3 separate regions of the Mus musculus genome follow, and regions 1 and 2 are each linked to region 3. The links are chromatin loops, found by intact Hi-C in ENCODE. Cell type or tissue: gastrocnemius. All regions are shown on one strand. Region 1 has its middle 21 kb from the start of 4732465J04Rik. Region 2 overlaps Eea1 (early endosome antigen 1). Region 3 holds the start of Mir3058 (microRNA 3058).

What was found. Hi-C counts contacts between places; a loop is a spot of excess contacts. Peaks named below come from ENCODE experiments on the same cell type or tissue, not always from the same donor. Only the 100,000 strongest peaks of a DNase experiment are listed, where the experiment ranks them.
Region 1: it touches region 3 in a loop (2.9-fold over the local background); 2 of 42 quality-filtered maps call a loop at or near these places.
Region 2: a loop joins it to region 3, with 4 times the contacts of the local background. A loop is called at or near these places in 29 of 42 quality-filtered maps.

Annotation. Positions count from the first base shown.
Region 1 is chr10:95,747,742-95,755,741 of GRCm38, forward strand. No RefSeq gene overlaps it. Among named protein-coding and RNA genes, the nearest start is that of 4732465J04Rik, 21 kb to the right of the region's middle. In gastrocnemius, no CTCF peak of the experiment used is centred here; no DNase peak of the experiment used is centred here; H3K27ac peaks cover 1,713 bases.
Region 2 is chr10:96,031,690-96,039,689 of GRCm38, forward strand. It overlaps Eea1 (early endosome antigen 1), which reads left to right. Exons shown (of 29, transcript NM_001001932.3): 22 at 1-4; 23 at 4,891-5,076; 24 at 5,725-5,856; 25 at 7,004-7,189; 26 at 7,834-8,000. Among named protein-coding and RNA genes, the nearest start is that of Eea1, 95 kb to the left of the region's middle. In gastrocnemius, a CTCF peak has its summit at 2,192 (motif pointing left); DNase peaks (open chromatin) are centred at 1,881, 2,147 and 4,466; H3K27ac peaks cover 755 bases.
Region 3 is chr10:95,554,235-95,562,234 of GRCm38, forward strand. The region is part of intron 1 of Nudt4 (nudix (nucleoside diphosphate linked moiety X)-type motif 4); the gene reads right to left. Mir3058 (microRNA 3058) reads right to left here and starts at 5,087; the gene lies at 4,997-5,087. In gastrocnemius, CTCF peaks have their summits at 1,807 and 3,239 (motif pointing right); DNase peaks (open chromatin) are centred at 1,755 and 3,261; H3K4me3 peaks cover 5,078 bases; H3K27ac peaks cover 7,532 bases.

The DNA of each region.
Region 1 (8,000 bases), 190 kb after region 3:
TTACATCCTATGTCCCTGAAGTGATGCCCACTGTGGGTAAAATGGGTTTCCTTCTATGGATTTGGGGGCTGACTATAATGAAGTCTTTCTGAATTTGACAGCTGCCCTTTAAACGCCCTCCCGTGGTTTCGCTTGAGCTCTTCTGCTCATGTCATGTTCCATGAGGAAGGAGCGTTTCAGAAAGCTCTCGTTCCAAAGAGGATGTGCAGTAATTGCAAATGAGGCTTTAACTCCAGCCAAGCCCACACGGTTGCACTTACCTATAGGCCTCCACGAGAGAGGTAAATGCTTACTGCTTCGATCTGTAGCTGTGGATGTTTGGCTAGGCACATCCTCATCACTCACCGCCTTATCTTACTGTACCCTCTGCTGGGCATCCTTCCCCACGCCCCCTCTTTGCCCAGCTTAACTCCTGCTTCTGCTTCAGCACTTGTTTAAGTATCTTGCATGCAGGGAAGATAATGAAGAGCAGAATAACTCTGAATTCACACCCTGTGTGCCCTCATTTGTAATGGTTATCACATTTATAATTTGCTCCGTGCCATCTAACCGGAACATCTGCTGCTTAGGGGACAGTGGGTTGTTCATGTATTAGTTCACATGGCTAACATAAAGTGGTTCTAAGAGCTGAAAAGTTTTGTTTTGTTATTGTTGTTGTTGTTATTGTTTAACATAATGCTGTTCTGTTCCATAATTGAAAGAAATTCAACTTTTTCAGTTTCATTTTCTCAGCAACCCAAACATCATCATAAAAACACTCAGATCCTAGAAACAGTGAAGGTTAACCATTAACCATCAGTATCACTGTAAGGATGGCCACACATAGGCACACAGAAGGCACCTGATAGCTACCTAGGTACCCGATAGCTTTTATTACAATTACAAAGATATTCACTCTATATCTTTGTCTTTAAGTGATAATTTGGCAAGTCATGAAAGGGGAAAAATTACACTGTGTTGTATATGATTGTAATTTATAGATTTCAAAGTATTGTGATTGTTTACATACAATCTAGATTCTATTTAGAAGCAGTTTAAGGTAAAGTTCAGCTGTGAAGAATAGGTTTTTGCAAGCCACATATGGTTGCTTCATAAATTTCTCATTTGGTGATTGTCCTCTTAAAATAAAATAGCTAGGAGGTGGTGGCACACACCTTTAATCACAGCAGTGGAAGGCAGAGGTAGGCAGATCTTGTGAGTTTGAGGCTAGCCTGTTCTACAGAGTGAGTAACAGGATAGCCAGGGCTATAGGGCAAAGCCCTGTCTTGAAACACAAACCAACCAACCAAACAAACAAAGGAAGGAGATAAAAGATTTACTATTTTCAAAAACAGTTCTTATTTTTTCAGTCACTATTTTCGTTATCAAAATATAGTTGTCAATGCTTTATGAATAGCTTTGCTACAGGTTCTATTTCATTTAGATTTTGTTGTGTTTTTTTTTCTTCTTCTTCTTCTTCTTTCTGAAGAGCTGTCTCAGCCATTAAGAGAATGAACTGCTCTTCCATAAGACCCAAGTTCAATTCCCAGCACCCATGTCAGGCAGCTCACAACTGCCTGTGCATCCAGTTTCAGGGAATCTGATGCATCGAGTTGCTGCAAACCCTTTTGGTCCCTTATCTGTGTGGAACGGGTCTCTTGTCACAGGTGGGCAAGGAGTCGGTGGGAATTGACAGACAGACTGGACACAAGGGAGTGTGGATCTGAATGTAATGTCAGATCGAGCATCAAACTTTTTATACAGAAGAAAATAGGGAAGTTGGGTGACACACAGGCAAGGTACAAAGAGGTTACTGGATTCTTACACAAAACAGAGGAATGCAAACACGGAAGGACTGGCAGGAACCAACTGGGGTAAAACTCAGTGTTAATAACTGGGGTCAAAAACAGCTCCACCTAAGGTCCACTTAATCTTAGAAGTCAGGGGCAAGGGCTTCGTGCCCTTGCCATAGTTCCTACTCTATTGTATAGTCCACCTTCCCTGTAGGCCATTGTAAATACTTGTGTATGGGTGTAACTCAGCTACCTATAGTTCTAAGTATCTACTCTGGTTCCTCTTTAGGTCACAAACTTCCTTCTTCCTAGATAATGGTAAATTTCTGTGTAGGGCAGTGACTTAGCTATCCATGCCCATGGTCGGATCAAGGACTGCCTAGAGTCTAACTTAGCTATGTCAAAATATCAATCCTTAGGAGCACTTGTAATAAAGCAATATTAAGGGAAAGCACACAGATCTGTTTACCAACTAAAGCAAGGACATTGGAGCATTCTTTATACAGGATGTCACGATTCCAGGAGACTAAGTTTCCGTGAACTTTTTGCCTCGGGACAGCACCTAGGTTTTCAGGGCCTGTCGCGCTTTCACTACTGGAGCATCGAGTCTCCATGGACAGCATGTCTGCACTCAAAGGCACACACCACATAGGCACACACTTAGACAAATGGTTAAAAGATGCAAAAAAAATTTTTTTTAAACTCAAAATGAAAAAAAATCAACCTATCTCAATATAGAAAATTAGAAAAATGCAGGTAAGCATTTAAAGAAGGGAAATGTAAATTTCTGTAATTTATGTCATCCATAGGGAGTCCTATAGAGTCTCCCTAAAACTTCATTAACATGCATTGTTTCACAGTGATGGAGTTAAGTCAGACTTTCCTCTTTTGGAGTTGGTTTTTCACTTAATTATCACATATGTGATATGTCAATAAATACTCATTGATTTATGTAATGTGTGTGTGTGTGTGTGTGTGTGTGTGTTTGCCTGTGTGAGTTTCTAGTACAGAGTGTGTGTAGCAGCCTATGCAGGCTCAAAGAGGGCACCAGATTACTCAGAAGTAGAATGGTTCCTAACCACTGAGCCATCCCTCCAGTCCCGAACAGTAGTCATCTTTTATGAAGGGACGATGGCAGCATCACTTGCTCAAGCTATCCTTGTTGGAAGTTTAACATTTTTCACTTAACCCCATTGTTCGTGATGCTGCTGGGCATACGTGGAGCGATACAAAGACTTCACTCAGGCCTTGGGAAGCAGTCATTTATTGGTGTGTAGTAGTTCAGAGCACAGCAGACTGTTATCTAAGCAACCTGCTACTTCTCTTGCATTGTTACTGAGTTCAGGACCCTGTTGGAAGATGGACAGGTGGTAGCAGGACTACACCGGGACAAGAACTTTTGAGAAAAGACATGCACATCTTCTTAATAGTAAATCTACAAACCAGGTCCCATGAACTTACACGGGACTCCATATAACAGATGGCAAAAGTGGAGAATTCTGAAAAGGAAGCCAGGGAGACAAAACAAAGTCCAGAAGCCTGTCCTTCTCATCCTCTGCGCCTACAGTGGCCATCTAGGCTTTGATGACGCATTCCCCCACCTCCCCTTCATTATCTTTCCATCATGTCACAGATGCAGGCCTGGGAAGGCTGACTCAGGGCCTTATGGTCCTGTGATGAGCTAGTAGCTCAGGGGCTGAGCATTTGTGTCTTGGACCACAAACAAGGATGCTTTTCATGTTCTTATAATTCTCCATACTAGTGGAGATAACCGTAATTGTTAAGACTAGAGACTAGGACAGCTAGCAGCAATATGATTCTCCCCAGAGACAGTACAGAGGCACCTGCTAGCCATTCAGCACATGTAGAATGTCTCCAGTAGCAATAAATTCTTCTCTCTACCTCAGGGTGATCTAAGTATGACTGCTTACTGATTAATTTTTCTTGGTAGAGAGCAAGGGAATTTCAAAGGAAAGATGCTACCAATTAGAATACTTTCTTTCTTTCTTTCTTTCTTTCTTTCTTTCTTTCTTTCTTTCTTTCTTTCCTTTCTTTCTTTCTTTCTTTCAAGATATATATATATATATATATATATATATATATTTATTTATTTATTTATTTATTATATGTAAGTACACTGTAGCTGTCTTTAGACACTCCAGAAGAGGGAGTCAGATCTTGTTACGGATGGTTGTGAGCCACCATGTGGTTGCTGGGATTTGAACTCAGGACCTCTAGAAGAGCAGTCAATGCTCTTAACCACTGAGCCTTCTCTCCAACCCCTAGAATACTTTCTTATCTTCTGCTGTGCAAATGGAGGAAAGGAGGTTTGGTTCTTTTGAAGGACCTACTGGTAGACACAGTACATTTGGGGGCAGCATTCACGACAGGGTTTCTCTTTGTATATAGCCATGGCTGTCCTGGAACTTCCTCTGTAGAGCATGCTGGCCTTGAACTCAGAGATCCACCTGTCTCTGCCTCCCAAGTGCTAAGATTAAAGGTGTGTGTCACCACCACCTGCTGACAAGTATATTCTTTTTGTTTGTTTGTTTGTTTGTTTTTGTTTTTGTTTTTTTGGTTTTTCGAGACTGGGTTTTTCTGTAGCCCTGGCTGTCCTGGAACTCACTCTGTAGACCAGGCTGGCCTCGAACTCAGAAATCCGCCTGCCTCTGCCTCCCAAGTGCTGGGATTAAAGGCGTGCGCCACCACGCCCGGCTCGACAAGTATAATCTTTATTGGAAAGTCTACATTCATGAAATCCTTGACTAGAGGTGATGTTAGACTGGGTCACACCTTGTGTGTATCTTACTAGACAGTTAATAAAATTATTAGCACAATGAGTTAAGAAATAAAAAGACATCATTACAATGTATGTTAGTTTGTACAACACTTAGAAAATATCTGAGACAATCAATTTATAAGGAGGAATGGTTATAATTGCTCATGGTTTTGGAAGTTTCTGTTCAAGGCCAGTTGACCCATTCACTTTTTGGCCTGTGGTGGAGGAGCACCACAGGGCATGCAGAATGTGGTTTAGCAAGTGATCACCATATATTGGTCAGGAAACGGAAGAGGCAAGGCCTGGAGTTCCAGAACCCCTATTAAGGGCACCTGTCAATAACCAAAACATTTCCCACCAGCCCTTACCTCTTAAAGCTGCCGCCACCTTCCAATAACACCAGGCCAGAGACCAAGCCTTTAATACGTTGTAGACCAAAGTTATAACACATTGAAAACGTTATGCTTTCATCGTAACCTTAATACACATAACTGCATTTAGAAGCCTTCACTATAATAAGTTCACTGGCAATGGTCTAAAGCCAGTTTTAACCTAACCCACTTCTGTGAGACCTCATTGCTCATTTCCAAACTTGGATTGTGAAATCATCTTCACAATCTTTTACCATATTTTAACACTGGTGAGTTTTTCCAAAACATCTCAGTAAAAAATATTATTTTGTACCATTATAATAATTCACTCTTTCTATTCCTATGCCATTATGTAATTTTAGTGACACGTAACTACAACATGAAGAATTCTGGAGTTGAAAAGACACAGAACTCAACTTGCAGGAGCAGAAGTGTGTGGCTGAGGTGGAGTGGATGTGGCACTCTGGGTGGGTGACTTGAGTGGGAACTCAAGGCTCATTGACGTCTCTCCATAGCTTGTATGCACAGCCTGAGGGGATAATACTCATTTTTGAAAGATAAAACCCACACGGGGCATTATGTTGGTGACTAAGAAGGTTGACACTTGGGAACAGTTCATATTTTGAGTTTGGGGATCAGATAACCATCCTGTAAATCAGTGGTTCTCAAGCTTCCTGACACAGTGACCCTTTAATACAGTTCCTCAGGCTGTGGTGGTCCCCAACCATACCATTATCTCAGTTGCTACTCCATAACTGCAATTTTGCTGCTGTTCTGGACTGTAATGTAAATATGTGATATGCAGGATATCTGATAGGCAACCCTTGTGAAAGGGTTATTCAACCCCCAAAGGGGTTGCCTCCCACGTGTTGGGGGCCACTGCTGCCATGCATGATGCTCATACAGCGCCTCTGCTTTAAATATCCCTCCTCAGGCAGGAATCAACCCTTGGTCTCTGTGATGGTAGCACATTCAGAAGGTTTGCGTCAGAGGCAATGAAACTGGTTAACTTTAGTTGCGCACACATCTTTCTGGAATGGAGGTCAGCTATTTTATCCACAGTGAATGAGACCAACGCATCACCGAACGTGAGGAAACATCTAATTCGGCCACTTTATGCTATGAAATAAGATCTTGGTCTTGGTCAGAGATCTTTGATCGTGTTACAGGAATAGTTCCGGTTATTTTTACCCATTGCTGCACAGATGTATTCATTTGCTTTTACATGCGCTTAAGACTAATGCCTGAACGGACAGGTGTGAGGATAGAAGTTGGCTAAATATAAACTTGTACAAGTTCATGAGTTCAACAAGCAGGCCCCCTAAAAAAACAAAAAAAAAAAAACAAAAAAAACCCTCCCACCCAAGAAGAATCTTCTAGCACAAATGACCGATGCCCTGTGAGTAATCCTTGTTCCTGCTCTACCACATACGGCTGCTTTAGTTTTATTTAAAGGTGATTTTTAAAAAAAGATTTATTTATTTATTTATTATATGTAAATACACTGTAGCTGTTTCAGACACTCCAGAAGAGGGCATCAGATCTCATTACAGATGGTTGTGAGCCACCATGTGGTTGCTGGGATTTGAACTCAGGACCTTCAGAAGAATAGTCAGTGCTCTTAACCGTAAGCCATCTCTTCAGCCCTTGTGGTTTTTTTTTTTTTTTTTTTTAAGCTGGTAAGAGATTAAATAAAACTCACCACCTCTGTAATGCTTCTCTGGTCTGAAGTCTGTTTTCCCCTTTATTAAAAGCTCAACTTCACAACGTTGAGGATTTAAAAGAGAATCTATATTACATTCTTCTTGAGAATTCTTATTTTTCTCGTTAACAAACAAATCCCAAAAAAGCAAACCTCTTGTGAGCTACCTCACAGTAAATCTTGTTATAAATCATGAGCCACCTCAAAGGAAACCAGGGGCCCAATGGAAGGTGATGGATCTGGAGCCGCCCACTTTCATTGATCTCTCTCAGGGTTGTGTGAGCACTCTACTTGGTTACTGTATCGTATTCTGCTACTCAGTTTTCTGGAATGCATTTGAGAAAGGCTTCTGATTTCTGTTGTCCTCTTCTGCCGTATTTCTACCCTTCTTGTGGGAGATGGTTGAAGCAATGGTAGCCCAGACTTGCCTCTAACTGCTATGTAGCCAGGGATATACTTGAACTCCTGACCGAGATTATAAGCTTATAGCACCACAGCTGGCAATTCTTTCCCTTGAGCATCTTAACATCTTCCTATGTGCATTTCCTGTCCTGTTAATATTCTGCACAGTTCTGAGGAACAGCAGCAGCGAGAGGGACAGTCCCTAAGTGATTCCTGAAGTGAAAGGCAAGTATTTATAAGAAAACTCCTTGCTTGTTAGAAACAGATACATACCCAAATTGTCCTAATGCCAGTCTTCTAAGAAGTAAGAAAATTACCTGCTTATTTGTCTGCCCAAGTGTCCTACAGTGCATTGAAGAGGCGTTGATATCCACAGGTGGATTGTAGAGGTTGATTATAGAGAACAGTAGACCAAGCTTGGGTTTCCTTTATTATTCACAAATAATGTCGTTTTTTAAATAGGCTATCTTTGCATAACTAAGAAGAAGTTGATTTACTTAGTTTTTCCTTCTGGGAAAAAATGGAGTAGCAATATTATTTTTACTGTGGTTCTGGTTTCCCACTACCCAGTCTCAAGTAGCCTAGCCTAGCCTCTGTCTCCCTCTATAGCAGGGGGTAAACCTGACTCTTGATCCTCCTCCCTCTTCCTCCCAAGTGCCAAGATGGCAGGCATTCATCGCAACACTGGGCACATTGTAGCTTCTAATTGTTTAAATAAGTTCAACCAGATAAAGGTTGTTGCTGCATTGGCCACGTTAGTAAAATCGTTCTGATGATCATTCCCCATCATTCTCTCATAGAATCATCATTTTTTTTTCTCATAGAACTGACTCACTTACCTAAGCTGACCAAACTTCCTCTTTCACCATGGACCCAAATATGTAATAGCACTACAGCCCCAGTCCAGCACAGGAAACTCAGAACTTTTAACATCAGATAGTACCACTTTCTTGAAACTAAGAGGACTATATCAG
Region 2 (8,000 bases), 480 kb after region 3:
TAAGGTATTGTAAACTGTTGTATGGGATAAAGCTCAGGAAATAATTCCCTTGCCTAATGAGCAAGGGAAGTTAATATCTGTGAAGTATTATATTCTATTAAATTACCCCTTTAATGTTCCTTTTTAAAAATTAGATTGTTTTATGACAAAAATCATGAGATGAGCTATAAATATATACACACATATGTATATATACACACACATTAAAAACTCAGTGAAATAATGTGGGCGAATCTTATGGTATTAGCTTTTTAAGGCCTTTGAAGCCTTCATTTGAGAGTACCTTTGGAGAGAGGCTGGTTATAAGCCAACTCTGGGAAATGCAAGTGCATTACTATGGTCAAGCTCTTAGTGCTATATTTTTGTCAGCTTTCTAATTTACAGGAATGCTTAATGATTAAAATCAGGCCAATTAAATATAGCCTTAATTAATAATACTGTATGGTCAAATAAGGTATCATGTTGATTAAAATGAAAGGTATAAATAACAAGGTAGCAAATTTTATACAACACTGGCATATCCTTTCTGTAAAGGAAAGCGAACATTGTGTTCCTACACACAGAGGACCAGCACCTTGCCTCTTTCCCCCAATATTTTGTCTCTGCCCCTGTCTCTCTTTCCTCCCCTCTCACCCCCCACCCTCTTGTCATGGTAATATATGCTATCTCCTTTTTTAAAGTGCACTACTGTAAAATTTATGTTTGTAAAATGTTGTATATATTTTGTGTTGTATTCATGGGCTCTTGTGGGCAACCAGGCCACTTAGATATGTGAGTAGATCCTGAACTATAGGTAGAATTTGGAAATACAGTCTTTACAAGGATGTCTGGTGATAGGAGGAACTGAACAGAGCCAACCAGGAGTGGAATTTATGTTTAAAAAATGGAGGCTCCAAATTGTTAAGTATACTAAATGCTTAGTGAAAAACAATTGGATTTTATATTTGAGATAAAAATAACAACAGCAACAAAGCGTACAACAGAGAGGAAAAATGAAATTTTAACCTGGACATCTTTAAAGAAGCTTAGATCGCTAGTAGGGATATTCAGTTAAGCATTCTCTCTCCTCTAGGAGATCTGCTTTCCTGTAGGACTGTGATTCCCATTAGCTGTGCAGGCACATGTGTGTGAGCTCACACAAATAAAAATCATTTAAATTAATTACAAAATACCTTTCTCCACAAATTCTGGTAACTGGGTGTGAGTTGGTTGAGAGGATAGAGTTAAGAGAATGGAAGGTGTAGAGGGCAGTTCCTAAGTTCTTAGCAGGCCCAGGGGAGGGCAAGGGATCAGTCCACACGGACACAGGAAACTGGGGGAAGCAAAGGAAAGCAACAGGAGGCAGGTTAGCCAGGGGGTGGGGTCCGGTGTGGAGGCAAGGGTGCTGGAGAGGTGGCTCAGTGGCTAAGGATACTTACTGTGTTTTCCAGAGGACCTAAGTTTGGTTCCCAGCACCCACATGGCAATTTACAACTGCCTGTACATAACTTCAGTTCCACGGGATCTGGTGCTCTCTCTGACTTCTGTGGGCTCCACGCGCATTTGATGTTAAGGCATACATACATACATACATACATACATACATACATACATACATAGGCAAAACATACATTCACATAAAAAATGAAAATAAATCTTTAAAAAAAGAAAAATTAGAACTGGTCATTTTATTACTGTTAAATTGCTTGTTTGTTTGTTTTTCAACAAGGCAGGGGAAGTTTGCAGAGAAGTTTGCATGTAAGCTGAAGGCAGTGAGGAGCCACTGAAGGGCTTCCATGTAATCTGCACAAATGAGAAAGCATAGGGCAGGCCTAGGGAGCGTTTCACAGCAGGCGCGATGGAGCCTCTGCTGTGACACTCCTTTGGCAGGTGAGGCAGGCCGGCTGACAGCAGAGCAGAACCGTGACTGGAAGAGCTGTTGGTTTACTCGAAGCCCTCCTTCTTTACTATTCACCAGATAACTATTTTTGTCAGCCTTTTTTCTCTTTTGCTTCAGTGAGCTGATCTCAAATGTGAGAGCGAAGGGAGACAAGAAAGCATTCTACAGCGTGACAGTTGCCTGTGTAAGGCTTTCTGTCATAGCTGTTGTAGCTGTCAGTGTATACCTCAGCCTTACAGTGTCTCCTCGGACACCAGTAGGGTTGACCAGACTGGCCTAGTCTGTGCCGTTAGCCCCATCTGCTGGATCATTTATGAAATAGTTTGCTCACTGGGTATTTCTGTTGGCTATAATCTATGCTATTATTTGTCCAGAAAAATAGAAGTGGAATTCACTATTCAATTCAAATTCATAATATAAATGTATTTCTGAAGTGAAGTGAAAATTGTGGGGTTATACAGAATTAAGCCTAACTCTTCTCATCCCAGTACTTTTATGCTATTTTATCAGACATCAGAAAAAGTAAGAGCTAATATAAAGGCTTTGTTTGAAAGGAGTATGGGAAGGCTTGTTTAATAAAAATAATTGGAACCACAGGGATTTTAGAATTTTATAATCGTGTCAGGGCTGGTAATTGATCTACTCAATGATTCGCCTATTGCCATGTGTGTGGCTAAGATAAAGATAGGAAAAGAGGTGGACCAGGGGAGCATCCCTGGTAAGCAGTGCTGAGTGAGCGAGGCATGCACAGTAGTACAGTTTGGGAGTGTGTAAGTAGATGTCCAAACACAGGGCACAGCATTGTCCCTTGACATTGTCATGAAGACTTCATCTGGTCTTTAAAGAACTAATAAATTAATGGACTTTGTACATTTAAAATTCTAGAGTCCATGCATTTAAAATCTTATAAAGCAGTAACACTTTGGTGGTTCTTACAGCATTTCTTAGGGGGTACTACTGCTTTCTTGGTTTTAGCAAGCCTGTTGAACCAGAACCTCTATTACACAATTATGGTTGCAGTAGATTTATACAGTAGTTTTTGAAACATGTTTATTTCAGTGCTGAGATCAAACTCAGGGTCTTATGCATGCCAGGCAAGTACTCAACACTAACCTATTACCACCCCCTCCCCCCACACACACCCAGGACAGTACATTTTATTGTTAAAAGAATTTTTTAAAAGTTATCTTGGTGACATCTAGGCCAGTTGCCATGTCACGCATTTTACAAAGGTCTTACATCGGTTTCTTGTGTATTTGGTGGTGCGCATTTGCTCAGCTGCCCTGTACAGTTTCTGCTGCACATGCCACTCTTCTGTGATAAGGACCATTTTATGCAGGGTACTGACTTAATACCGGCTGCCTGAGTAGCAGAGAACAAGTATGTGTTCTGTGCAGTCCTGACTGGCAGAGGTCCTTCCCTGGCTTGCATTACCTGGCTCCTTGTCAGGGGAAATGCGCCTGCAGTAAGAATTGGGGCCTCTCTTAGGTCTGCTGAACGAGTTCTCACTCCCTGCAGATCCTCAGCCTTCGTAGCTGATGGTGTCAGTTCCCTTTCCCTAGGACCATATCCCCAAATGTAACTAACAGGCAGAAACGTAGCCCTTTCCACTACTTCAGATCCTCAAATGTCTGAGCCTTAGAGCAGACAGTAACTATGATAGGAACTGACCCCACGTGTATTAGTCATCTTCCTCATTGTTGTGACAAAACATCTGACAGAAGCTCCTTGAAGAAGGAAGCGTTGTTTGTTTGTTTGTTGTTTACTCACAGTGAGAATACCATGTCTACCATGACTGGAAGCTGTGACAGTAGAGCTCAAGGCCACAGGTCACATGGTATCTGTAGAGACAGACCTGAGTGATCTGCCCTGCCTCCCTTCTGTTCCTTCATTCCAGGACCCCAGACCATGGAGTAGTGCAGTCCACATTTAGGGTGGGTCTCTCTGCCTGAATTATCCTAGTCTAGAAACTCCTTCACAACACAACCAAAGGTTGCTTCCATAGTCATTCAAAGTGTATTAGCATGACAGTGTTCACCACCACACAAGAGACTTAGAGCCGTCAGTAGCTATGATATTGACTTACATCACTTGTACCACTGAGACAGGAAGCTCAGAGGATGGGCCTATAGCTGGTCAGAATACAGAGTTGCATATAAGGCTAAATTTATTGAATGAATGATATTAACAGCTATGAAATATATCCTATAAGAAAACTCTGTCTTGTTTATCAAGGTGTTTACCAGGCCAGGGGACATTGATCCTAGAAAATGTGTGTACATATGTAACATTCAATTTTATTTCTTTTTAAATTGTTTTCTTTCATTTTTCCACTGATCTTTTCTCCAACCATATATGCATTCTCTAGATATATTTCATATAGTTGTTACTTACCTGATAGCCCTTCCTATTATAAGTAGATAAGTACTCAATAAATGGTTTTAGATTATTTCTAGGAAACCTTCAGCATTATCTTTCCTCACTTGCTCCCTTCCTTTTTCCCCATCAACCCTCTCCTGATACAAGATCTCACTAAACAGCTTGGGCTGACTTGTAATGTGCTATGTAGACCAGGCTGACAGCCAACTCACAGAGAGACACATGCCTCTGGCTCAAGAATGCTGGGATTAGAGGTGTAGGCCACCAGGCCCAGCAGCTTTAGCCTCTTAAGATCCTAATTGTGCTGAAAAGGTCCTATTGCCTAGTATCTTTTTCTGATTATTTCTACATTTATCCAAGCTCATGTACATACATATTCATCCTAGTGTTGTACCTGCCTACAGTATTTACTACTTGGATTTACTGTATAAGTTTGTAGCCTGAGGGCATTAGCTATACCAGATAGCCCAGGTATGGTGTAGGCTACAATGTAGGTTTGTATCATTCCCACCAGCGCCTGTCCTCACCATTGACATGTGATTATTTACCATTTCCTATTGTGCTTTTATTAACTGTTGTGCTTATTGAAATTTACTAATTATAATAATTTAAGGAAATCATTTTTTTGTAAGTCTGTAGAAGAGAAGCTCACTCTGGCACAAGAAGACTTGATTTCAAACAGAAATCAAATTGGAAACCAAAATAAATCAATTCAAGAATTGCAAGCCGCCAAAGCTAGTTTGGAGCAGGACTCAGCAAAGAAAGAGGCGCTGCTAAAGGAGCAGAGTAAGGCACTTGAGGATGCTCAGAGAGAAAAGGTACCCCCCCTCTTCCTTACCTCAGACTCGAGAGGATCTGAGACTGTGCAGTCCTTGTAGGTCCTGTGTCTCCTCACTACTGCCTTGCAGTGTCTGTCTGTCCGTCCAGTTTTCTTTCTGCATTTTGTGGTTTTATAAGCATGTTTTTCACACCATAGAACTTTCTGTTATATTCCAAAATGGAATTTCCTTTAATTATAAAAATTGTGTTTTTAGGAGTGGGGATTGTGAAGCCAGGATGGAATTTATGATTTATGGCTCAGATTAATTAAGACAATTCTGACATATGCTATTTAATTAACTGAAAGGATTTTAGCTTGGACACATCTTGTTTTAGTGTCAACTCTATCTCTAGTAGATGACTTAATTTTTAATTTTATTTATTTTTTAGTCATAAACTATAAATTGAAAAGTACTCAAAATAGAGAACCTTCTATAAAAGCAGTCATAGTAATAGAAGTTGTAAAATGAGTTTCTACAGTATTTAATCTCAGTGTTGACGTTATCACGGTAAACAGGAAGGGAAGATGCACAAACCTGCTAGGTAACCTCAGTAGAAGGTGCGAGCAGGGCCAGAAACACCAACGTTTTAGCTCACTAACTTTCAAGAAAGTGGATGCTTTGTATTTATTTATAATTTCTCTACAGTCAGTGAAGGAAAAAGAACTAGTAGCTGAAAAGTCTAAATTGGCAGAGATGGAGGAAATTAAATGTAGACAAGAAAAAGAAATCACAAAACTCAATGAGGAGCTCAAGTCGCACAAACAAGAAAGCATAAAGGTAGGTTAATGCCATAGCGTTCCCTCTCATCTGTTGTAATCCTGTCCTTTACATTTATGTGTATTACATAAGGGAGACTGTGCTAGACAAGTGACTTTATTGTTTTTAACAAATACTCTGGCCGAGTGCTCTTTACTGCATGATATTCATACATATTGAAATCTACTTTTATTCTGATTACTCAATAAAGCAGAGCGGCTGGGTAAGTTTAGATTGAAATAAGTTGTGATTATAAGTAATAATTTACAAGTTGCAAGACTTTAGATTTGATCTCATGGTTTAGCATTTTATCCCTTAGAAACATAGACAGGGTGTTGGCTGCAGAAGCTCTGTAAAGTGTTGTGCAGTTTCATAAGAAAGCTCCGGGGCTTTCTCTGGGGCTCCCCTGATAGCCTTTATATCTATGGGCATACTCACCATTCGCCTCCCTCACAGTTCATCTCGGATTCTTCTGTTCTTCCAGTCTGTGTGTGACTCTGTAAGTCAATATATACTCACAACATAGGACGATGTTTGATGACTAAATGATTACATGTTAAGTGAGCAAACTGGAAGAAAGGTGTAGAGCTAAGTTTTGGAAGCAGTAATTAAAACATAGGCGTTAGAGCATCACCTCAGTGAAGTTATTCGTGAGTAGGAAATAAATAGCTTGCATGTTAAAGAAGTGGTTTGAAATATTGAACTTAAAGACTCCCTTATATCTGCTGGTGTGAAAAGTTATATGAATTTCAGCTGTCATATTGAGTAAAAGTCTTAGTGTGCATTTTGTCTATCACATGCTGTGATAGAACACCATGACCAAAAGCAACCTGGAGAGGAAAGGGTTTGCTTCATTTTGTAATTCTCAAGTCACATCCTATCACTGAGGAAAGTCAAGGCAGGAACTTGAGGCAGGAACCTGGCAGCAAGAGAAGTGCTGTGTAGTGGCTTGCTCAGCCTGCTTTCTTAGAGCACCCAGGACCACTAGGCCAGGGGTGGTACCACAGTCAGATGGGCACACCCGTCAATCAAGAAGGTCCTTCTTAGGGTTCCCACAGGCCACCTGGTGGTAGCATTTTCTCCATTGAGATTCCTTCTTCTCTTGTGTGGAGTTAACAGAAAATTAGCCTGTACATAGGGGTGATTGCTTTCTGGCTTCTTTCAACAGGAAATAACAAATCTCAAGGATGCCAAGCAACTTTTGATTCAACAGAAATTAGAACTTCAAGGCAGAGTGGACTCACTGAAGGCAGCTCTTGAGCAGGAGAAGGAGAGTCAGCAGCTGATGCGAGAGCAGGTGAAGAAGGAGGAAGAGAAGCGGAAGGAAGAGTTTTCTGAGAAGGAAGCGAAGCTGGTCAGTGAATTAACTTAATAGCAGAAAATGTGTTTTAGAGTAGAGCTTTGAATCACTCCAGTAAGATTTTTTTACTGAGAGACTCTGAGTAGAGTGTGTGAAAACTGGCAACAGAAACTTTTGGAATTACAATGACTGAAGCCTGCTTCTCCTTCCCTGCATTGTGTTGACCTCGTAGGAAACATCTGGCTTTTCTTTATTGAACTGACTCCAATCTCACCGAATAGCTTTGCAGCATGTTATAGGCGATATGGAGGTTTGCGTTACAGCTCTGGTGGTTGGAAAGTGTAGGGAGAGGGCCACTGAGGCAGATCAGCTGAGCTGTGCCGACAGGACATCTGATTCCTCCTACCTGCCATGTGCATCTTCCCCAGCACTGGCACAGGGGAATCTCACTTGTGTCACTTTATCTGTTTGCCGAGGACCTTACAGGCCCTCGTTTCTGCATCTCGGCTTTTGAGCAAGCCTATTTAGATCACACATTTGGGTTGCAGAATCAGAATTGTGGTGTTTGAGAAAAAAGTCTCCCACTGCCTTTCCAGAAGAAGCAATATGATTTATAGCTTTGGCATCTTAATTTCAGTGAGTAAAATATTATTTTGTACTACTTGTATAATAGCTTCTCCTTCCCTATTTTTTCTTAGCATTCTGAAATAAAAGAAAAGGAAGCGGGAATGAAGAAACACGAAGAAAACGAGGCTAAGCTTACTATGCAGGTCACAACATTAAATGAAAACTTGGGTACTGTGAAGAAGGAGTGGCAGTCTAGTCAACGGAGAGTCAGTGAGCTTGAGAAGCAAACGGATGACTT
Region 3 (8,000 bases):
TGGTGCCACCCACAACGGGCTGAGCCTGCCCTCCCACTTCACTTGGTCAAGACAATCTCTTACAGATATAGCCTCAGACCTATCTGATCTACAATTACTCAACTAAGGTTCCCTCTTCTCAGGGAAATCTGTTGTGTCGAGGTGATAACATAACATTAGCAAGCAGCACAGCAGGCAACCACTCTAAAATTGAGCTATATCCTCATCTCCCCTCCCCACAGGGGGTGGGGAGAGATTAATCCCCAAATGTGGATACTGCATCTTCCTGACAACCACAGTACCAATTCTGCTTTTCTCCCTTCTGCTAGAAACACAGGGGTTCACTCCTATTTGAAAAAGGATGGTGTGTTTGTGTGTCTACATGCATGAGTGTGCATGGGTAGATGTCTTGTGTCTTCTATGGCTCTCTACAACTCTCACTGAACCTGGTCCTCACCGTTTTGGCTAGGTTGACCCACAAGCTCCTGGGACCTGCCTGTTCTGCACCACTTGACACACTCCCGAGTGTTGTGTGTCACCATGTCTAGCTTTTCATGCGGCTGCTAAGGATTCAACCTTCTCCAGATGGGAAGCTTCAGTTGACCAAAGTGATTCAACAGTTCCTCTAATCTGCTGTCCTTGCCGTCCTGGGCCTAACTGAACACTGCTGTGCTGTCCACACCACTGCTTTAAGCATGGCGAGACAGTGGCCAATCCAGGGAAACACTGAGCCAGCATAATGGTTGGCAGGGCATTAGGTAAAGCACCTGTGGCTGCTTTGGGGGCAACAGCATCATGTCCAAATAGAGCTGTAAATAAAAAGCTTAATATCTGCAAATAGGGCCTACATTCATAATTAGAAATGAAGGAGCAGGCATTAGGCAGAGCTAATGTGTTAGCAGACAGGAGTCTGAACTTGAAGCACACAGACTGGAGAACATCGTTCCTTGTTAGTGCTAAGATCTCTTCGAGGAAAGCACTTATCTGGCAAGCCTAATATTTGAGCTGCTGGCCTTAGCAGGCCCTGATGGCCACTGGGGACTCCATGCTCTCCTGCCTGGTGAGACGAGTCAGCTCAGCCTAATTCTGAGACTGAAAACAGGATGGCAGGAAATATTTATTTTTAAGAAACTGTAAAGACTCACTAAAAGTAGGCTATTCATTGATGTGCAATATAGTATTGAGAAGTTGGATAAAATTTAAATCCAGAATTCTGAAGAGTAGGTAGGAGTCTTTATGTTCAAATTCTACCTTAAAGGAAGCGAGGTTGTGCCAGGCAGTGGTGGCCCACACCTTTGATTCCAGCACTCGGGAGGCAGAGGCAGGCAGATCTGAGTTCGAGGCCTGGTCTGAGAGAGAAAGAGAGAGAGAGAGAGAGAGAGAGAGAGAGAGAGAGAGAGAGAGATTGCAAACCCCACTTCAGTAACACTGTTGTTACCCAAAAGGAGGCGAAGCAACAACCCCTGGCTCTGACCCGTTACTAGCCTCTTGTTCTAGTCAGAGTTAAGAGGTGACCTGGTATTATTGGCTGGATAAAACTTTTGCTCCATAATCCTGTGCTAAGTGACTTCCTTGTGCTTTTATAATGGGTCAGGACAGTGGCACAGATGGCCATCGACTCATTTAGTGACGTCGTCTCAAAACCATTGGTGTTCAGCACTAAAAACTAAAATCGGCGCCAGGAATCGAGGCTGATGAGCCTTTCCCGGGATTTTCACTCATATTCATCCCGACCCCAGGCACAGCCCCTTCTCTGCACCCCGCCCGTTTCAGCTGAGACAGGGTCTCCTGTAGAGTGCTCCACAGCGCCCACCCTTGGGAAGGCGGATCTGTGATCTAGTACATGCCAGGAAATGCTTCCTCATCCACAACTCTACGCCCTTGGTTTGCCACTTCCACGCTGTGCTGAACCCTGGGGCTAACTTTCTGACCTTTCCTGGTTTACTGAGCACCAGGGACATACATGTGAACAGCTGCCACTGGTGGCAGGCAGCTACTTAAGAAACAAATTCAAAACCCTGTACCTCAAGTCCAGTCATATTTTAGGTGCTCATTTCAAGTGCCACAGAGCAGATTACAGAGATCTACGGCACTTCAGAGGGGGTGAGAGGTGTAACTTTCCACGTACTCCACACAAAAGGTCACCACTCAGACTAAGCCCGCGCAGCCCCGCTTTCCAACTCCCTACCCTCATAATCCATCTCCTGTCACGGCAATAAAATCTAGCGCTGTGGAGGAAGGATCACTAAACTTACCCTTATTCTCATTCTCTTACAGGTGCAGGCAACTGCGGCAAACCACCAGCTTCGCCAGGCTAAGAGATGACATAAACCCCATGGCGGAGATAGAGACTAGTTAAAGTATTATTAAGCTCTCATCTACTCACCCTGAATATTCCATTAAGTTGGAATGAGGGCACAGCCACCTTTTAGAGGGAAGGGCAAGGGTGACTAAAGAGCAAGAGGCCTGTGTGGTGACACATTCTTGTGGTCCCAGCACTTAGGAGGTAGAGGCAGGATCAAGATTTTTGATGTCAACATGGATTGGTGAAGCCCTATGTCAAAAAACTCAAACACCAAAAATAATGGTGTAGAGGGCTGGAGAGAGGGCTCAGTAGTGAAGAGTGCCGACTGCTCTTCCAGAGGACCTGGGTTCAAATCCCAGGGCCCACATGGTGCCTCACAACTTGTGTACAATGCCAGTTTAAGGTGACCCAAACCCTCTTCTGGCCTCCCTGGATAACAGGGATAGACACGGCACACAAACTTCTTCCTTTTTTTTTTTTTTTTTTCAAGACAGGGTTTCTCTGTGTAGCTCTGGCTGTCCTGGAACTCACTCTGTAGACCAGGCTGTACTCGAACTCAGAAATCCGCCTGCCTCTGCCTCCCGAGTGCCGGTATTAAAGGCGTGTGCCACCACAACTGGTGCACACAAACACTTAAAAAATCTTTTTTTGGGTAAAGCCTACTGAGTGCTGTTCTCCCAAATAAAAAATTACTAAGGTATATTTATAAAGGACTCACTTATCTTTTTCCAGTTCAAGCCAAGAAAGAGGGGAGTGGCCCAGGTTACAATTGCAGATACTCTGGAGGGAGGCAGAAGGCCACAAAGTCAAGGCCTGTCTAAGTTACAGAGTTAGCACAAGGCCACCTTGGGCAATTTTAAATGAAGGTTCTGTTGTTTTGTTCCTTGTTTCTGCTTGGTTTTGAGATGTACTTATTATGTACAGTGGCCTGCCTGCATGTATGCCTGCAGGCCAGAAGAGGGCACCAGATCACATTATAGATGGTCATGAGCCACCATGTGTTTGCTAGGAATTGAACTCAGGACCTCTTGAAAAATACCTAGTGCTCTTAACCTTGGAGGCACCTTAGCCTCATAATCACTGAGGCCTTAGTGAGATCTTGAATCGCAAAGGCAATGTGTGAAGTATAACTCCTGCCTGGCCTTCCCAAGACCCGGGCTCAAGCCCCAGCATGAGGGCCGTGGTCACAGTAGGGCTCCACCCTGCAGTCCTTTCCACTGAAGCGAGTGCACTGCCAGGAGCCGCAGGTGGTGCTGCCACTGAATTCATAAGGTCTCAGGGTGTAGACCAAACTAGCCTGGAGCCTTATGTAGACCAAGCTGGCCTTGAACTTATGACCTTATGCACAACCATAAAAGTTAAGTAAGCCAGGGCCTTTCGTGGTGACACACACCTTTAATCCCAGCACTCGGAAGGCAGGGGCAGGCGGATTTCTGAATTCAAGGCCAGCCTGGTCTACAGAGTGAGTTCCAGGACAGCCAGGGCTACACAGAGAAACCCTGTCTCGAAAAAGCAAAAAAGTTAAGCCAGGGGAAAGTTAATATAATTCAGTGTACTCTTCAAATATGAGCCACTCAGAGCCCAGCTTCCACCTTCCCTTCTTCCATCACAAATCAGGCTTTTTCAGTGCTGGGCACACATGCTAAGTAAGTACTACTGGGCTATATACATCCACCTTTAAAACAAACTGAGATTGATGCCAGACTTGAAGGCTCCTGAGTGTAATCCCAGCACTGCAGAAAACAGAGGCGGCCTGGGCTATGGGGAAGATGCTATCAACAAGCAAGAAAAGGGCCCTGGCAAGATAGCTCAGTTAAGTGCACTGACTGCTCTTCCGGAGGTCCTGAGTTCAACTCCCAGCAACCACATGGTGGTTTATAACCATCTGTAATGGGATCTGGTGTCCTCTTCTGGTGTGTCTGAAGAGTGTGACAGTGTACTCATATAAATAATCTTAAGTTAAGAAAGAAAGAAAGAAAGAAAGAAAGAAAGAAAGAAAGAAAGAAAGGAAGATAGAAAGAAAGAAAGAAAGAAAGACCCACCTGACTTTGGGTAATGAGATGGCTCAGCTGGACAGGTCACTTGCTGACAAGCCAGAATACCTGAGGCTGGTACCCACATGGTAGAAGGAAGGAAAGAAAGGGATTCTACAAGTTGTCCGCTGACCTCCATAGCATCCTCTCCTGTCCATATACATATATGCAAGTAAGAATTTTGAAGAGGGGGACCGAACAGTTGGGTGAGAGAGCAGGAGTCACTGTTTCTCAGCAGGTGGGAGTTCATCTTCTGTTTCATTATACCTTTGTTTTAAACTCTAGGTTGGTGGGTAAATTAGACTATGAATAACTTCTGCACATGCAGACTCTAAAATCAAGTCAACGTGATTTATTTTGGGTGTGTGTGTGTCTGTGGTGAGCTGAGGAGGGCTGGGGGGCTGGGGAGGGGGCTGGGTGGCGGGGATGAAGCCATTTACCTAGTCACAACAGCAAACACTTCCTTGTAATTATACTGTCTTCAGAAACTGGACAGCTGACCCCAAGCTCCCTCCATGAACACTAAAGACTCTCCCCAGAGAAACCTATCAAAAAGTACTATTATTTAACACCCCAAAGCAGACAAATAGGATCTACTGGGTGTACAACACAGTCAACATGCTAGCTGATAAACACATGGTATTACTGAAGCAACGAATCAGAACCATCACAGAGCTCTTCCAGTAGCAAGAGGCACCCACGGCTGACAGGAAGAAAGCCAAGTAGACATTCAATCTTCCAGGTAAGCCGTGGCTGACTCCAACGCTGGAGAATTATCCCGAAATCACCCTCTGACAAATCATACAAATGGTAGCTAGACACATGCTCTTCCTAGAAGAAGCTGCTTCAGTGGTCTGAGAGGTTCTCCTTCAGGTCTGGGGGAGCCACAGTCACAGATGGGTGTACCTCACAATGTTCCTAAAAGGTGTGCCTCGAGCTGGGGGCGCAGCTCAGCGGTAGAGTGCCTGCTTGCCTAGCACACACAAGCTCTGACACAGGAAAGAAAACCCATGTGGTTATTGTAAGTGGTCTCCATTTGAATGCCTTATCTGTTCAGTGACTTAAATCTCTTGGTCAAACAGGCCAATACCTATGAACCGGGAGACTGCCAGAGGTTAAATGACAACTGATCCCCACCCCCTGTAAAGGCCGGCAGGGTTTATTTGTTTGTTTGGTTGGTTGGTTTTTTTTTTTTTTAATTGCATTAGGATTCCTGACTGGGGCCGATACTCTTCCCGGCTCTGGTTTTAGTTTTGCCTTTTAAGGAGCCTTCATTTTCACCATGCCTTACTTTTGCTGGATTTGGACTTTCCTAAGCTATCAAGCTCTACAGCAGGCTAGCCCAGAGGGAGGCTAGATGCTTCATTTGAACCACCGATCCAGATCCAAGACAGAACTGGTGTCCCTCTCAGATTTTTCGAGACATGGTTTCTCTGTGTAGCCCTGGCTGGCCTCGAACTCAGAGATCTGCCTGCCTCTGCCTCTTAAGTGCTGGGATTGAAGGCGCGCACGCCACCACTGCCTGGCTCGCTCTCAGACTGATTTGCTCATGCACCTGGATGCAACCCAGGATGGAGTTGCTTGATTCTATGTCCCACTTTGCTCTCAAATCCCTCAAAAGTCTAAAATTGAAATGTCCTTCCTGTCTTGCCTGGTGTGTGACCTCTGAGGTGCTGTTTTCCCTGGAGGCTTTGTGTGTGGTAGGCAAGCAAGCATTCCACCACTGAGCTATTCTCTACCCAAGGTTCTCACGTTTAAAAAAAAATCATTCCCCTTTCTCTGCCAACCCAAGCTGCTCTTGCAGACCACAGCCCCGAGCCATCCTCCTCTTCTATTTGGGGTGCTAGGTCCCTCCTTTCCCATTTACTGAAGTTCCAAGTGACACACACTGGGCTCCTAAACCAAAGCACACAGAGAAGAAAGCACTCCAGGCCTCCGTTGTTATTTCCCCCTGTTTCATCTAATCTTCCATACGACAGTGTATGTTCCTTGCCAGCTCAAACTATCTTTACATCCACTATTCAAATACATATGCAAATATATTCAACGAGAGCCATTTCTGGCTACCAACTCACCACGTCACCGTCTTTTCTTTGCCTATGGAGAGAGGAGCCCAGGATTGAACCCAGGCTCCTGTGTTCGAGGCAAGCTCTCGACCATGGTGCTATCTCCTTTAGCAACGCTTCCAGCAGAAACAATTTCCAAGCACACACACACACACACACACCAATCCACCTACCTGCTTAAAGTCATTTATGGACATATACCTGTGGGCTGGTCTGAAGGCTCAAAGCCACACTGAAGCTGACAGGCCTCCACAGGAAAAACTAGCCAGAGAGGCTGCTCAGATACACTGAAGACTTAAAAACACGGGGAGTCAAGTCCTGCTTGTTCTGTGACCTTGAGATATGTTACTTCTGTGCCCTAATTTATATGCCCTGTCACTCTGTAGACCAGGCTGGCCTTGAACTCAGAGATCAGACCCCCTTTGCCTCCCACATGCTGGTAGTTATGGCGTGCACCAGTATGAACCACTACTATAAGAAAAACCTGTTCGGGCTGGTGAGATGGCTCAGTGGGTAAGAGCACCCGACTGTTCTTCCGAAGGTCCAGAGTTCAAATCCCAGCAACCACATGGTGGCTCACAACCATCTGTAACAAGATCTGACTCCCTCTTCTGGAGTGTCTGAAGACAGCTACAGTGTACTTACATATAATAAATAAATAAATCTTAAAAAAAAAAAAAAAAAAAAAAAAAAAAAAGAAAAACCTGTTCTCAGTGGGCATCAAGGCTCTCGCCTATAATCCCGGCACTCAGGTGAGCCAGCCAATGGGGGCTCTCCGTAGCCTTTTAGGATCAGATGGTAATTAACTTTTTTTTTTTGAAGTTACCCTCATCTTTAAAAACATACATTTAAATGTTCTAACCAGGACCTACAACTCCTTAACCCAATAAATAAGCAGTTTTTACCCATTAGCTGGAAGGGTGGGACAAGCAGCTTTGGTCTATCCTTGGATGGCTCGTGGTATCATTTCAACAGGGAAAGCCCACCTGTAGCTTTCCCAGACATCTTACTGTGCTGCTAAGAGTCTATTCCGTAATTATCACATAATAGAAAGAGCCTCAACTGTACACAACCACAGAAGTAAAATTTCCAAAGAGCCAAACCAGATGCTGAAAGTTGGCTGTGTGCTCGGGAGAATTCCAGCGTCTTCCCTCAGAGCATATCCCCTAACAAGTTGATTCACCGGGGTCCCCCAGCCTACAGGCTCCAAGAGCCAGCGCTTTACATAATGGGTTTCTCTAATACTCCCCAAGCCTTGCTCATCTCACTGTATTTAAAAATACTGGTCTCATTTTGAAAACAGGCTGTAGCAATGATTTTACAGCAACTTCCTGGAGAGAGAGAGAGAGGAGCCCAGGATTGAACCCAGGCTCCTGTGTTCGAGGCAAGCTCTCGACCATGGTGCTATCTCCTTTAGCAACGCTTCCAGCAGAAACAATTTCCAAGCACACACACACACACACACACACCAATCCACCTACCTGCTTAAAGTCATTTATGGAGCTCTTGTCAAGACTGCCTTGCCAGACACACAATTTAGATAATTTTGATTTCTCCTATCCTCATAGCTTCCCCTAGGGACACACACAGATACATCCCACCCCCAAACAACCCCCC